Regions from separate parts of the Homo sapiens genome. Here region 2 is linked to region 1. The links are chromatin loops, found by intact Hi-C in ENCODE. Cell type or tissue: GM12878. All regions are shown on one strand. Region 1 overlaps STT3B (STT3 oligosaccharyltransferase complex catalytic subunit B). Region 2 overlaps STT3B (STT3 oligosaccharyltransferase complex catalytic subunit B).

What was found. A loop is a pair of places that touch in the nucleus more often than their neighbours do. Peaks named below come from ENCODE experiments on the same cell type or tissue, not always from the same donor. Only the 100,000 strongest peaks of a DNase experiment are listed, where the experiment ranks them.
Region 2: it touches region 1 in a loop (1.9-fold over the local background); 8 of 110 quality-filtered maps call a loop at or near these places.

The regions. Positions count from the first base shown.
Region 1 is chr3:31,558,298-31,566,297 of GRCh38, forward strand. All of the region lies in intron 1 of STT3B (STT3 oligosaccharyltransferase complex catalytic subunit B), which reads left to right. Among named protein-coding and RNA genes, the nearest start is that of STT3B, 29 kb to the left of the region's middle. RefSeq lists an enhancer at 3,473-3,642. In GM12878, no CTCF peak of the experiment used is centred here; no DNase peak of the experiment used is centred here.
Region 2 is chr3:31,616,078-31,624,077 of GRCh38, forward strand. STT3B (STT3 oligosaccharyltransferase complex catalytic subunit B) reads left to right here. Exons shown (of 16, transcript NM_178862.3): 7 at 852-998; 8 at 1,863-1,911; 9 at 3,599-3,753; 10 at 6,020-6,231; 11 at 7,597-7,784. Among named protein-coding and RNA genes, the nearest start is that of OSBPL10-AS1, 84 kb to the right of the region's middle. In GM12878, no CTCF peak of the experiment used is centred here; DNase peaks (open chromatin) are centred at 4,754 and 7,084; H3K27ac peaks cover 465 bases.

The DNA of each region.
Region 1 (8,000 bases):
GATGTTAGCTCTGGGTTTGTCATATATGGCGTTTATTATTTTGAGGTGTGTTTTATGCATAGTCTGAGAGCTTTTATCATGAAGGGATCTTGCAAATTCAAGATTAAGTTCAAAATTAAAAAATCAAATGTTTTCTCCTTATTGAGATGATCATAGGGTTTTTGTCTTCATTTTCTTGAAGTGATGTATCATATTTATTGATTTGTGTCTGTCGAATCATCCTTGCTTCCCTGGTATAAACCCATTTCATCATGGTGTATTATCTTTTTGATGTACTGTTGGATTTTGTTGAGAAATTTTGCATCTGTGTTCATCAAGGATATTGGCTTTTAGCCAGTTGTAGTATCCTTGTCTAGTTTTGGTATCTGGGTAATGCCTCATAGAAAAAGTTAAGGAGAATTCCCTCCCCTTCAGTTGTTTGGAATAGTTTGAGGAGAATAGATGTGTGTTTTTCCTTGAAAGTTTGGTAAAATTTGACAGTGAAGCCATCAATTCCTGGACATTTTTTGTTGGGAGAACTTCTATTACTAATTCTGTATCATTACTCATTTATTGGTCTGTTCAGGTTTTTTTTTTTTTTAATTTATTCTTGATTCAATCTTGATAGGTTATGCTTATCCAGAAATTTATCAGTTTCCTGTAGGTTCTCTAGATAGTTGTTCGTAGTAGTCTCTGATGATCTTTTGTATTTCTGTGGTACTAATTTGTAGTGTCTTTGTTTTCATTTCTGATTATAGTTGGGTCTTTCTCTTTTTTCTTGGTTAGTCTAGGAAGTGCCTTATTGGTTTTTTTTTTTTTAAATCTTTTCAAAAGAACCAACTTTTTGTTTTTGTTTCATTGATTCTTGGGGTGTGTGTGTGTGTGTGTGTGTGTGTGTGTGTGTGTGTGTGTGTTGTCTCTTTCATTTAGTTCTGCTCTGATTTTCATGATTTCTTTGCTTCTGATTTGGGGTTTGGTTTGTTCTTTTCTAGCTCCTTGAGGTGCATTATTAGATTGCTTATTTGGAGTCTTTGTATTTTTTTTTTTATGTAGGTGTTGTTTATTGCTATAAACTTAGCATGGTTTTTGCTGTTTCTTATAGGTTTGGGTATGTCATGTTTAGATTTTTGTTTGTTCCAAGAAATTTTTTTTATTTTCTCCTTTAAAATTTTTTCCTTCACCCAGTGGCCATTTGGGAGCATGTTGTTTAAGTTCCATGTATTTGTACAGTTTTCAAGGTTCCTCTTGTTATTGATTTCTCATTTTATTTTGTTGTGGTCTGAGAAGATACTTGATATTGTTTCTTTTTTAATTCGTTAAGACTTGTTTTGTGTTCTATTGTATGGTCTATCCTGGAGAATGTTTCTTGTGCTAATCAGAATAATGTGTATTCTGTAGCTGTTGAATGAAATGTTCATGTCAAGTACATTTTGTCTAATGTGCAGTTTAAATCCAGTGTTTCTTTGGTAACTTTGTCTACATGATCTATCTGATGGTGAGAGTGGATTGTTAAAAGTCCCCAACTATTATTGTATTGGAATATATCTCTTCCATTAAATCTAGTAATATTTGCTTTATATATCTGGGTGTTCCAGTGTTGGGTGCGTATATGTTTAGAATTGTTATTTCTTCTAGTTGAATCCACTTATCATTATATAATTACCTTCTTTGTCTCTTTTTACTGTTTTTTGACTTAAAGCCTGCTTTATCTAAGTGTAGGTACTCGTGCTCACTTTTGGTTTCCATTTGCATTGAATATCTGAATTTATTTCCCTTTACTTTCAGTCTATATGTGTCTTCACAGGTGAGATAAGTTTCTTGTAGGCAGCATATAGTTGGGTCTTTTATTTTTTTAATTCATTCAGCCAGTGTATATCTTTTAAGTGGAAAGTTTAATCCATTTACATTCAGGATTATTATTAATATGTGGGGGTTTATTCCTGTCATTTTATTAATTGATTTCTGGTTATTTTGTTCTGTTCTTTCTCTCATAATTTATCTTTGTGGTTTGGTGGTTTTCTGTAGTAGTGGTAACATTTGAGTCTTTTCTTTGTGTGTGTGTTGCTTTGCCAGTGGTTTTTATATTTTTGTGTGTTTTCATGGTAGTAGATATTGTCCTTTCACTTCCAGATTAAGTACTCCCTTGAGCATTTCTTGTAGGCTAGTGTAGTGATTATGAATTTCCTTAGCTTTTGCTTGTCTGGAAAATATTTTATTTCTCCTTCATTTATGAAGGATAATTTGCTGGATATAGTATCATTAGCAATTTTTTTTTCTTTCAGCACTTTCAATACATTATCCCTTTCTTTCCTGGCCTATAAGTTTCTGCTAAGAAATCTTTTATTAGTCTTATGGGGGTTTCTTTATAAGTGACTAGACTCTTTTCTCTTGCTGTTTGTGGAATTCTCTCCTTATGTTTGACTTTTGACAGTTTGACTGTAATGTATTGTGGATAGAACATTTTGCATTGTATCTGTTTGCAGATTTCTGAGCCTTGTGTCTCTGGATGTCCAAATCTCTTGCTAGACTTGGGAAGTTTTCATCTATTATTTTGTTACATAGGCTTTTAAAATCTTTTGTTTTCTCTTCACCTTCTAGGACACTGAAAATTTTAATATTTGTTCACTTTCTGTTGTCTTTTATGAAGACTTTGTTCATGTTTTTAAAATTTATTTCTTTATTTTTGTCTGACTAGGTTATTTCAAAAGACTTGTCTAAGTTCTGAGAGTTTTCTTCTGCCCCATCTAGTCTGTCATTGAAGGTTTCATATATATTTTTTATTTCATTCAATGAATTCTTATGTTCTAGAATTTCTGTTTGGTTCTTTTTTATGATATCTACCTCTTGAGTAAATTTCTCATTCATATCCTGAATTGTTTTTCTGATTTCTTTATATTGTTTTTCAGAATTCTCTTGTATCCTACTGAGTTTTTTTAGAATAAATAATTTGAGTTCTTTTTCTGGGATTTTGTGAATTTCTTTTTTTTTCAAAATTTTTTATTTTTTAAAAAAATTTTATGGGTACATGATAAGTATGTATATTTATGGGATACGTGAGATATTTTGATATAGACTTACAATGTGAAATAAGCACATCATGGAGAATGGGGTATCTGTCCCCTCAAGCATTTATCATTTAAGTTACAAACAATCCAATTACATTCTTTTTTTTAAAATATACAGTTAGGTTATTATTGACCATAGTCACCCTATTGTGCTATCAAATAGGTCTTATTCATTCGTGCTGGAATTTTTTTGTGTGTGCCCATTTAACCATCCCCACCTCCCCACCAAACCCCCAACTACTCTTCCCAGCCCCTGTTAACCATCTTTCTACTCCCTGTGTCCATGAGTTTGTTGTGAATTTATTTTTTTGATTGGGATCTGTTGCTGGATAATTACTGTGTTCTTTTGGAGGTGTATCATATTTTCTTTTTTATGTTTCCTGTGTTTTTACTTTGGTATCTGCACATCTGGTGTAATGGCATTTTTTGACATTGCTTTTGTTGGAGAGAATTTTTTCCTGAAGATATATGTATGGTGTTGGTTGGATATGGCACTTTGGTATTGATTCTGTGTGTGTGTGGTAGTGTGTAGTCTCCATATGATTTTCTTTTTTTCTGTAAACAGCATTAGTGTGTCTGTGATTTCCCCAGGGGCTTAAGATGTGGTTGTTAGTGGAGGCTGTGGTGAAGTTTTGATGGGGTCAGGGATACCAGGTGTAACAGTCTTTTGGACCCAGTGGTGGCAGCAGTGAACTGAGCATCCCCTCAGTGTTTTGGCCCGAGGGCAGCTTATGCCAGTGACAGCGTTCGTGCATCCAGGCTGATTTTAGGCCTCCAGGTGGCCTGCTTAGGTGCTGGGATTCCAGTGGTGGGTCATGCAGGGGAGGGCAGCTTCTCGAGCCCCTGGGCAGCAGGTGTAGCATGGGTGATTGCAGTAGCAGCGGTGGACAACTCCCTGGAACCTAAGTGTCTGTGCTGGTATTGTGGTGGCTGCAATGAGTTGTGTGGGCTGGTCCCCAGACCTGCAGGTGATGCATGAGTATGGGTCCTAGCTCTGCTGGTAGTGGCAGGTTAAGTGGGCCTGACCTCAGACCCTGGGAGTAGTGTTCAGGTGTCACTGGTGGTGGACTTAGTGAGGTGATCACCAGAGATCATCCACACCTTGGATTGTGTGTTTGGGTACTTGCTTTGGTGGGGGTATGGAGCTAGCTGGGTGGACCGGCTGGCAGTGGTAGGCAAGGGAGGGGTGATCCCCAGTTTGTGGGTGGAATGCTCAGGAGGGGCCAGCAGCAACTGCATTGCAACCCTGCTCTACTAGGGAAGGTGGGGTTGCTTTCCTTCAGAGTAGCTGTAGGCTGGCAACTTGGGGGCGGGGCATGGGTTTCCTGCCTTGGCTCTGCAGCAGCCTGCAGCCCTCAAGTGGCTGTAAGCAATGGAATTTGTCCTTAGCGCAGGTAAAAATTCACAGTCGCCCTCTGCTGGGGTGGGCAGTATCGCTGCCTTGTAGTGGCCCTGGCAGCAGGATGCAGTTTAATGGGGCCTGTGTTCTCAAAATGGCACCATGTTGTAGCTGCTTAGGTTCGAGTGATTCGTGGGATCCAGCATGAGCTGTCTCTCTGGAGCAGTGCTTTCGCGTGGACTTCAGGCAGCTCCCTGTTAGTCTTGGGACCTGAGAGGGTCAAGGAGCTCTCCTGTGGCTAGGATTTTAGGAGTCCTAGTGGTTCCAGTGGGAATGTAGACCTTAGGGGGTCTCTCACCCTTTTTCTGCATTATAAGCCACTCCAGCCTCCTACCTGATCCCAGCCGAACAGGCTTGTTTCCCTCTTTTTCCTTGCTTTTGATGCTTCCCATCACTACTCTCTTGAATTTCATTGTTCTCTCTCAGGTGATCTTTTTTACTCGCTATTGTGGTTCCTCTCCATAGATGAGACAAGTACCAGATACATCTAGTCAACTATCTTCAGCATTGATTTTTATTGGTTTTGATTGCTTATCTAAACTAGTAGAGCAAATTATTTTAGTATGCATGGTGAGTGCCTTTAACATTCAGTCATTTAACAAATATTTATTGTGTGATAACTATGTGCCAGACACAGTACTAAGCATTTGGGATATATACAAGGATCTTTGTTGTGATGGAGCTTATTTTTCAGATAGGCAAGCAAACAAGTAAATAAAAAGATCAAGATAATTTTAGTTAGTGATAAAGGCTATTAAAAAAGTAATATGCTAACTAGTGTTTGATGTGTTTGTAGACCATGGCTATGGGGCCACTACTGTAGATTGAGAAGTGAAAGAAGGCCTTTCTGAGATAATATTTGAACTAAAATCAGAATGACAAGGAATTAGGGCCCTGCAAAGATCTGGGTTAAGAGCATTCCTCTTAGCAGATAAAAAGTTGATATGTTGAAGGAACAGATATAATGCCCCTGTGGCCAGGATAGAGTTAGAAAAGTGGTGTGAATAGTGTTAGGATAGAGCCAGAACAAGTGCTGAAATTGGTAATTGTGGAAATTAGACCCTTATTCAGACGTTTTTTTTGAGATGGAGTCTTGCTCTGTCACCCAGGCTGGAGTGTAGTGGGCGCGATCTTGGCTCACTGCAACCTCCACCTCCCGGGTTCAAGCAATTCTTCTGCCTCAGCCTCCCGAGTAGCTGACTGCAGCAGGTGTTTTCCGTTTCTGTATACAATACTAAATGGTTCTGTGAGTGACTGTTGATGAAAGACTTCAGAGGCCAGAACATGAACCGGGACCCAAACAGCATTGAATATCAAGTATACGGGAGTATTCCCTGAATGAAAATTTAATTAAACCAGTTACACTATTTTAGTGCCCTCTATCTGAATAGTATATTTCTATATAAAAAAAATAGTTTACCTTAGTAAAGTGGGAATGTTTAAACATTTCACATCATTTACAACCTCACACTGGCACTAAATCACTTTGCTCGGGCGACAGTTGTGTAAAAATGCTTTAAAATTGGGTCATATATAAAATAGTTCAGAGGAGCTTTAACACATATTTTATTAACTTTACTATATATACCAGGCACCGTCCTTGGTGCTAGGAGTTGGAAGATTGATTCCTTCATATTTGCCCAGAGGCAAAATGATGTGAAATAGACCCCTGGCTTTGCTGCTTTGACTTGTCTAACCTTGAGTAAGAGCAGGTTACTTAACCTCTTTGTGCTTCCATCTTCTCATCTGTAAATAGGGAATGACAATAATATACATCTCAATAAGTTGTCATAAAGATCAAATTATTAATAACAAAGGTATTTAAGGCATAATAACCACTCATAAAATGTTAACAATTTATTGATTTTGTTGTTTTCATTATTCTCTTAGGCTGGGGGTTTCTTTTCTCAAGGACCTTCCAATCCAGTGGAGGAGACAAATCTGTAAATCAATGCTATTTCGTATATTAGATTGGAAAAGGTAGAATGCAAGGTGCAAAGTTCATCAGGGTTACGTATAAAGGAAGGATTGCCAATAAAAAGTAAAATGAGATTTTTTAATTTCAGTGAAAGAAGAGAAACAATCATACTTTAAATTCCTGGGGGATTAGAAAGTACCTGATGACCAGAAAGAGGAAGAGATTCCGAACCAATTGTTAAACTTTAAATCCCATAAATAATTTATTCAAATCAAAATACCAATATATAATAATTATGGTGATAATAATGGAAGTTCTGTATCTCTTGGAAGATGTTGCAAATAATGGACAATAGAAACAATAGGCTTAACCTTTTAACATGCCTGCCTGTCTTCTTTCCTTCCTTGCATTCTCTCATTCTTTCTTTTTCATGAGAAATTGGTACTTTGCTTTCTCTCAGATTAGTTGTTGATCCATGTATAACGTGTATTACAAAGATGAACTGGCCTTTTTAGACCAAATAGAAATTCCTGTTTCTTGTTTTTATATCTCAGAGTTGTAAAAGCAGGAAGGAAAAATTATGTGAGAACAAATGCTTTTCCATTTCTTCATTCTTTTTGTTACACTTACTATTCAAATGATAGCAGGCAGACATTATATTTCTCATTGGACAATCTCCCAAGTAGTTGTGTAACATTATGTGACAAACTTGGCTGTGATCAGAGGAGGGATTGAGATAAAATAAGCATTTGTTGGTTGAAAGAGGAAGGAGTTGTTGTACATTTTTTTGATAATGAAGTGTACACATACTTACTCATAACCTTGTAAGAACTAAACTTCGGAGAAGTAAAGATGACAAATTATAGCTTACTGAGAAGAGTTCAGTTATCTGAAGATTGACAGTGGTTGAATTGGTTAATATAAGAAGTATGAGAAAGGTGCCAAAAAGGAGAGAAATGTGAGCTAGAGATAGGGACTACTTGGCTTTGTTTCTTTGTGATAGTCACACTTATTGGAGGATTTGTTTGGTAAAACCAACAATTATGTATGACCCTTGTAAGGTGGTGAGTGAGGATGGTTGTTACTGGTCAAGCAGTACTTAATAAAGGTTTCTGGCCATGATTTTTTAAGACATACCTATACCAAAGAATTGAAATCTGAAATGGTACAGTCAGACATATATTAGACTTCTCTGTCCTTTTATTTCCAAAGTAACTTTAGAAAGGGCATAAGCTTTAAGGTTCAAAGTTGCATCTTAACAGATCTTAAGAGAACTACACCAGTGGTTTTTGTTTTAGATATTTTAAACATATATAGATATAGATCTATAGATACGCATGCCATTGTTTTCAAATACTTGTTTAGCATTTGAATCCTTTCTTCAAATGAGTTTGTACAAAAGCCCCATATATAAATAGACAAATAGGTAAGGTTATATAAGATGGTACCATATGTCATTCAAAACTGTGTGTCCATTCTGGTACCCCACTCTTGTCTGGAATCCCTGAGATACTGGGAACAGTTTGAAATCTTTAAGGTTCGCAGTGCCCAGAAGGTGATACAAATGATTTACCTGCATTAATTGCCCTGTTGCTGTTTGGAATCACCTTGTGATCATGCTTAAGAATGTGGGCACCAG
Region 2 (8,000 bases), 58 kb after region 1:
AAGTGAAAATTTTAAAAAGGCAGGGAAACTGTATTTTTATGCTTAGGTTTGATGAAGAGTGGACAGTCATGTAGAAATAAGATTGGACAAAGAGAAGTACGATCTAATGGCAACAGACTGGGAAGAACTTAAGGCCTATTTGTTCATATTCTTCTTGGTGTCTCTGTGTCTTCATCTTTTCCTCTGGGTGTTAGAAGGACCCCTCTGGAATGAGGATCTTATAACCTACTTACAGGAAGGTCAGAGAATTATTTTATGACCTGCCTCAGGGGAGAACAAACAGAAAAGATGAGAGAGACTTCCCAGTTTCTGCTGGTTTCTCAAATGCCAAGATGCCATAATTTGGCATGAGCCCTGATACAAATTTAGAATCTTGTCTAAATGTGTAATTAAGGTCACATCTTATTACTCAGTTATAAATAGTAACTATATATCAAGATTATCCTGATCCTAAGTCTTTGTATCCTTCAGCAAAACAAATCGGAGAATTGTTTTTCAGTGATTTTGAAAAATTACTTCCCTCCACCCCAGAAAACCCCCCTAAAATATAGAGGAAAGGGAGGAACTTAATGTGTTAAATAGGCTTGTTATTCAAATGGGATTTTTTTTCCCCTTTGGTCTGGTACATGTGTAAGGAGTCTGATCATTTAGGAAAAAAAAAAAAAGTCACAGAATTTTTTGGATGTATTAATTAGGCAACTGTCATTTGACAAAGGAAATGTTGGCTAGATGAAATAAGTAGTCTTTGATATGAATGGTGCAGGACATTCTAAGAAGCTCTTTCAAATGAAAGTTTTTAAATGACCTTGGAAAACTGCTTTGTTGATTATGTGACCCTTTTCTTTAATTAGGTGTCTTTGCATTGCTGCAAGCTTATGCTTTCTTGCAGTATCTGAGAGACCGATTAACAAAACAAGAGTTCCAGACCCTTTTCTTTTTGGGTGTATCACTAGCTGCAGGTGCTGTGTTCCTTAGTGTCATCTATTTGACTTATACAGGTACGTGTTATCACCTGTAGGGTGTGAATATTGTCTATACAAACAATATAAGAAAAATAGCCAAAGTTTCTAAAATCTGAATAACAGCATGACTACAAAGTGATTTTTTTCTTTTTTTTTTTTTTTGAATAGTATATCTTAATTTTGTGGCATCAAGCTCTGATAAATCTACTTTTAAGCGTCCTTCTCTTGCTGGATGAATAGTCCCAAACTATAAAAAGAAAAAAAAAATCAGAGCTTCTGTTATTTACCTGTTATATGCTCACCTTCTCTTGCATGCACACACACTCCCTCTTTCTCCCCTACTTTTCAGCAGTTTACTAACAGAATCAGTTTCAGTCTGCTTCTGGATTCTAAGTTACCCTCTAACCTTTATTTACCAGTCCTTAGAAACAAATTGAATTCTTTCTAAATTTATTCTGTCAAATTAATGTAAAAGCCGTGAGTGTTTAAAATCATCTTTGAATTTATCTGGTGGGATATGGCATACTGGACTAGATCATTTAGAAACTCCCTTTCCCCTGCCCCCCGTTTATTTTATTTTTTTTAAATGATCTGGTCTTGTTTAATGCCTTAGCCTTATTAGTCAACTAAAAGCTTAAGAGAATTGGAAAACTTTCTACAACTTTATCTCAAATGTGTTTCTCTGGAAGTGGGTTCTCCATGGATATTGTTTTTATTTGATCACTACCTTATTTTTTCTGACTGCCAACTGTCTGAAATAGGTTGACACCTATAAATGAAAACTGAAATTCTTTGAACATTAGTTTGTCTATCTATAATTAGCAATAAACATAAAGGCAATAAAAGATTTACAAAATAATAAAAAGGCAGATTAATTTCATCCATGTTTTTCCTTCCAAGGTTACATTGCACCATGGAGTGGCAGGTTTTATTCATTGTGGGATACTGGGTAAGTACAGTTACATTATTTGGCATCATATTTATTGAAATACTGCTTTTCCTTTGTTTTTATCTGTTTTGTCAGTGTTTCACTCAGTTCTTGGGCAACACTTCTAAGTACCAAAGATGCTAGTTTAGTAAATGTTAAATTCCTTTTACTTTATCTTGTTATGATACCTGTTCTGAATGCATCTTTAGTATGAAATGTACGTTGTGTATTACTGTTCTGCATGGGCAACTCCTTGTTTCCGTTTTGTTTGTAAGAATATTTAGGTTACCTTTGTGCAATTTAAAGATTGATTTGTCTTTTATAACATTTTCATCTTTAGTAATAATTTTTTATTCTTAAGAATTCTTAAGGATACTGTTTAATTGCCATAGATAGGAAGAAAATTTAATTTTTTCTAATACCATCTGATCTAAGTTTTTTTGTTTTTTTAAATCTGTGAAACACAAGAGAATATATATCTGTTGTGGTTTTTTTTTTTAAAGTGCTGTTATAAAATGAGTTAATACATTTGGTTTTGAATTAGACTAGTTCAATAAAACTTTTTTTCTCTAAAATGTTTTCCTGGAGATTAGAAAATATCTATTGATTATAATTTATGCCCCTCCTCTGTTCCTGCTGTTCTGTCTTGTTACTCCCCAGGTGGCTCAATAAAAAACAATTTATTGAACAGACATGCTTTCTGATGTGATACCAGAAGGACTTGTGTCCAGGTCTAATTAAAGGACATAAGCAAATTATGCATGAATGACTGGAACTAACAATTAGACACATACTTCAAGAGTTCAGCCTGTGGATCACTAACGAATTTGAAGGATAACCCAAGTTGTAGAATGTTATTCTGATTAGGTTAAATTACTAGGTTAACTTGTGCAGTTATATTATAAAGTAATAATATAACTGTAAAATAAATTATACAGTTATATATAACTGTAAAGTAAAATTGTAATATTATAATATAACTTGTGCAGTTATATTATAAAGTAGTCAATTAATTGACTACTTTAGAATCTCAGGGTGTTTCAGTAATAATTTTTTCAGTCCTTTCCATTTCCTTCACCTGTCTCCATGCCAGCTTCATGTCAAGCAAGGCATTATTGTGTAAGGTGTAATTATTGGGTAAAGTATTTCTGCTACAGGTTGAGTATTCAAAATCTGAAACGCTCTAAAATCATGAACTTGTTGAGCACCAACATGATGCTAAAAGGAAATGCTTATTGAAGCATTTCAGAATTTCAGATTAGAGATGCTGAACTGGTAAGTATAATGCAAATATTCTAAAATCTGAAACACTGCTGGTTCTAAGCATTTCAGATAAAGGATATTCAGTCTGTAGTAATAATTCCAAAAGGTAATGAGACTCGTTGATGCAAACATGAAAAATGCTGACTTAAACTACAGAACAAATTGCCAGTTGAACAGAGATTTCTGTATTGGAATTCAGAGCCAACATTCTCATGTCTGGATCTAGATAATTCTCTGAATTTTACAGAGGGCATATTAGTTTTAGTTTTACCAGTGTAGACCAAACAGAAACTATCCAGTATAACTGGTTACCTTGGAAGGTATATTTAAATAAGAAGGGGTAGGGAGTAGGTACCATTTCTACAACCAAACAAGATTTCTTCATCTAAAAGGAACTCCTGTTTTATCACTTAATTGTAAACAATATTAACTTTTTTAATACCAGGTATGCAAAAATACACATTCCAATTATTGCATCAGTGTCTGAGCATCAACCTACGACTTGGGTGTCTTTCTTCTTTGATCTACATATTCTTGTATGTACCTTCCCAGCAGGCCTTTGGTTCTGCATCAAAAATATCAACGATGAAAGAGTATTTGGTAAGAGAGGTTTTTAATGAATACTTTGATATGGAATAGTTATTTTTCTTTTTGAGATTATTTACTTTAAATTTTTGTTTTTCTATGTTTGACTCTATATATTCAAGATAAATTTTCTCCTTTATTTTGCATAGGTGCTTAACCAAGAAAAATTCACTGAGAGGCTGGGCATGGTGGCACACGCCTGTAATCCCAGCACTTTGGGAGGCCGAGGCGGGCGGATCACCTGAGGTCAGGAGTTCGAGACCAGCCTGGCCAACATGGTGAAACCTTGTCTCTACTAAAAATACAAAAATTAGCCGAACATGGTGGTGCATGCCTGTAATCCCAGCTACTCAGGAGGCTGAGGCAGGATAATTGCTTGAACCTGGGAGGCGGAGGTTGCAGTGAGTCAAGATCAAGCCACTGCACTCCACCCTGGGAATCAGAGCGGGACTCTGTCTCAAAAAAAAAAAAAAAAAGAAAAAAATTCATTGAATTTGTATTAAGTATTTTGATTGTTTTAATTTAGGACTAGTATATTATGGTTTCTGAGAGGTTAATGTTGTAGTTTGTGTTTGAGAATTGAAAATTTTAACTTTGTTGACAATAGCCTTGACTTTGTTTTCTGAGTAAAATTTTATTTAAGTAGGAAGAAGTTTTTAGGGACATTCATCTTCCAGATTTCAGAGCAAAGACCATTTTATAGCGGAATAAGGATCACCTTTCACTAAACATCCTCTTCATTGACAGATTTGTATATTTCCAACTAATAAGACTTGAAATACAAAATATTTAAATGCCAAGTATTTAGGGTTCTATATTTCTAATATAAGTGGACAAAATAAGCAGATATCAAAGGCTTCTACATGATTTAATCACACATGAAATATGCTGTGGTTGTTTTGTATGAGATAAAAACTGAAACTGAGAAAAACTTTATCACGTGCACAGGATCACACCAGTTGGTAAGTAATTTGTAGTGCTAGAAACTTGTACAATTATAGGATCTGGACCATGAGTGACACATGAATCAGGAAAGAAAGAACAGCACCTGTAGGGGTTCAGTTTAAAGGATTGCACACTCATTGTTCTCTAGGTTAATGGATCCTGGATGAGGCCCTGTTAATACTGCATCATTCAAGAAGATTTAACTTAAACCTCATGACTCAGTAATCCCATTCCTATGTATATATCTAAGAGAAGTGAGTGCATATGTCTACCAGAAGACATGTTTAAGAATGCATTAGTAATTTTATCTACAGTAACCCCTAATAGTAAATATTCCAAAGTCATCAGCAGTAGCATGAATAAATTTTTGTATATCTGTAGTGGAATACAACACAACAATCATTAAAGAACAGGATGGGGAAATAAGAGAAGCCAATACAAAAGAGAACATTTTTATGTGGTTACATTCCTGTAAAGTTCAACAATAAGGAATACTAATTCTTTAGAAGTCTAAATAGTGGTTACCTTTTTTGATAGGGGAGGGGGTTGTTACTGACTGAGAAGAGGCATGAGGACATATAAAAATGTTCTATATCATTATGGGTTGTAGTTACACAGGTGTGTATATATACAAATTCATTGAGATACACACTTAAGAATATGATGCGATGTATTTTTTAGTCAGGAAGAAAAATTTAATTAGCATCAGATAAGGTAGGAGCTCACATGACTCACTGAATTTGTAAAGTTATACATAGCCTTCAGCCAGAAATAGTTAGAGTCTTTTCCTGTGGTTAGCACATTATCCAGAAAGCTCTGGCTATTGGAAATTTGTTTCAAAAATTTTTTTTAAGTTTCTTGGCAGTAACTTTGCAGGTTCCTCCTTTGATTAATAACTTACGTTCTTCTCATCCCGTTTTTGTTTTAAAGCAGGTTTTATGCCAGATATTGGCACTGGCTTTTTATAGATTTTAAATCTATAAATTTATTTTGCCTGGAGATGTCATGCACAAATATGTTTTTATCTGCCAGCTATGGGTTTTTTATGATGTTATTGACAAATAGTGAATTAAGTCTAATTCTTCATAACTAATTAAATTTGAATCATATACATTTTTCTAAACTGTGGATGTGTAGGTTTTATTTAGTGAACACTAGTTATAATTTCTAAATGTGGCTAATTAATCAGTTGTTCAGTAGTATCAATTTAGAAACAATTAGATCGTTTGTGAGACATTTATATAATTCCAGGTTGGTTTTATAGTTTTAAGTATCTAGTTCAGTTTCCTGGGAACTTTTTCCCTCCAACATATTGTAAGAGAATTTGTCTTTGCAGTTGCTCTATATGCAATCAGTGCTGTCTACTTTGCTGGAGTGATGGTGCGACTGATGTTGACTTTGACTCCAGTCGTGTGTATGCTGTCTGCAATTGCCTTTTCAAATGTTTTTGAGCACTATTTGGGGGATGACATGAAAAGGGAAAATCCACCTGTGGAGGACAGCAGTGATGAGGATGACAAAAGAAACCAAGGAAATTTGTATGATAAGGTGGGGAATCTAAAGTAAGGCCTTTAAATTGTCTATGTCCTTTCTTAATTTTTCCACCACAGTAAGAACTATACATATCAAGAAATGTTATTAAATGATGATTTGGACAAACTGTGACTTTTCTAGTTGGTCTCCACTGTTTGCCTCAAAATATGAATCCTGGTCAGTCCTTTAGCTCAGAGTTAGAAAATAGAATGTAATCAGAGAAGGAATTCCTCTTTTTGGTAATTTGTTATCTAAATACTTAAGATATATACCCTTGTTAATATACCCTTCCATTTTTGAGAGCAAAAACTTTATGCTGTACTAAATTACATAACATTTGGCACTGTAAACCCCTCTGAAACCATGTGGACAGACAGGTGCTTATCCTTGAGGTCCATACTCAGTGCATACTTTCAAAATATTTTGGAAGTGACATTTGATTGGTTGAACAGTAAAATGAAGGGAGCAAAATGCCTTTTTTAAAACCCTCCAGTTCGTTAGCAATAGGTAACTGGCCAATACAGGTAATTTATTTTTAATCTATAGTTTCTCAGTTGGTGCAAGTGTGAAAAGGACTTGTAAGAATTAGAGCACTTGTCTTGGATGACATATTAAACTTTGCTATTTGAATATTGCCTGGATTTTAAAATACTAATAAATTAAACTTCCCAGTATCAGTAATAACTTTGAAATTCTTTCCTTCTATAAGATGAATGTAATTCATAAAGATGTGTGTTAATAAACCCACATTCCTGATTTTTGTGTTTGTTGTTATTGTTGGGGTTTTTTTGTTGCTTTGTGGTTTCTTAACCAGCCTTGAAATTTAGAAGTTGTGACTTTTTCTATTCTCTCTTCCCTTTTCTGTTGGGGAAGGTGATTTTTTAAGGTAATCGTAGTTTTAACAAGTCTGTTGGTTTTAGGGTTTCGAAATCGGAAGACTGATTCTGTTAATGCAGTTTTTTCCTATACTAAAGTGGTACATGGTCAAAATTATAGCTGAGCATTGCCATTTTCAGGATGTGGAATTCAGATTTTATAAGAATTTACATATTAAGATTTCACCAGAATGGGGTCATTTGGTTAATCTCCTTTGTATTTAATTAAAGTATAAGGACAACTGGGTTTGAAAGCAGCTTCTTACTGGAGATAATTATTTTGCTCTGTGACCAGTTTCTGGATTGGTATATTCCCAGGAAACCTTATTCACGTTTGACTTAGAAAACACTCCATCACCCACATAAGAATATCTGATGGTTATACATTTTCTGAGTCATAGAATTAAATTGATAGATAAACAGTCTCTCAACTTTTTCCATTGAGTATCTTAATGAAGCAAGTCAAATAATGAATTTGTCTAACCAATTTTTTTAATATCTTTAGGCAGGTAAAGTGAGGAAACATGCAACTGAACAGGAAAAAACTGAAGAGGGATTAGGCCCTAATATAAAAAGCATTGTCACCATGTTGATGCTGATGCTATTGATGATGTTTGCTGTCCACTGTACCTGGGTCACAAGCAATGCCTACTCTAGTCCAAGTGTAGTCCTGGCCTCATACAATCATGATGGGTAAGAAAATAACTCGGATACAAAAACATTTTATACTTACACTTCTTTTTCGTTGTCTCAAAGGATATAATTAAAAAATAGAATGTTGTTTGTGAGATTCTGCATTTGCTTGTTTTTAATTTTTTATTTTAATTTTGGTAGGTACACAGTAAATACATAATTTTATGGGGTACATTCTATTTATGTCTTTTGATACAGGCATGTGTAATAATCACG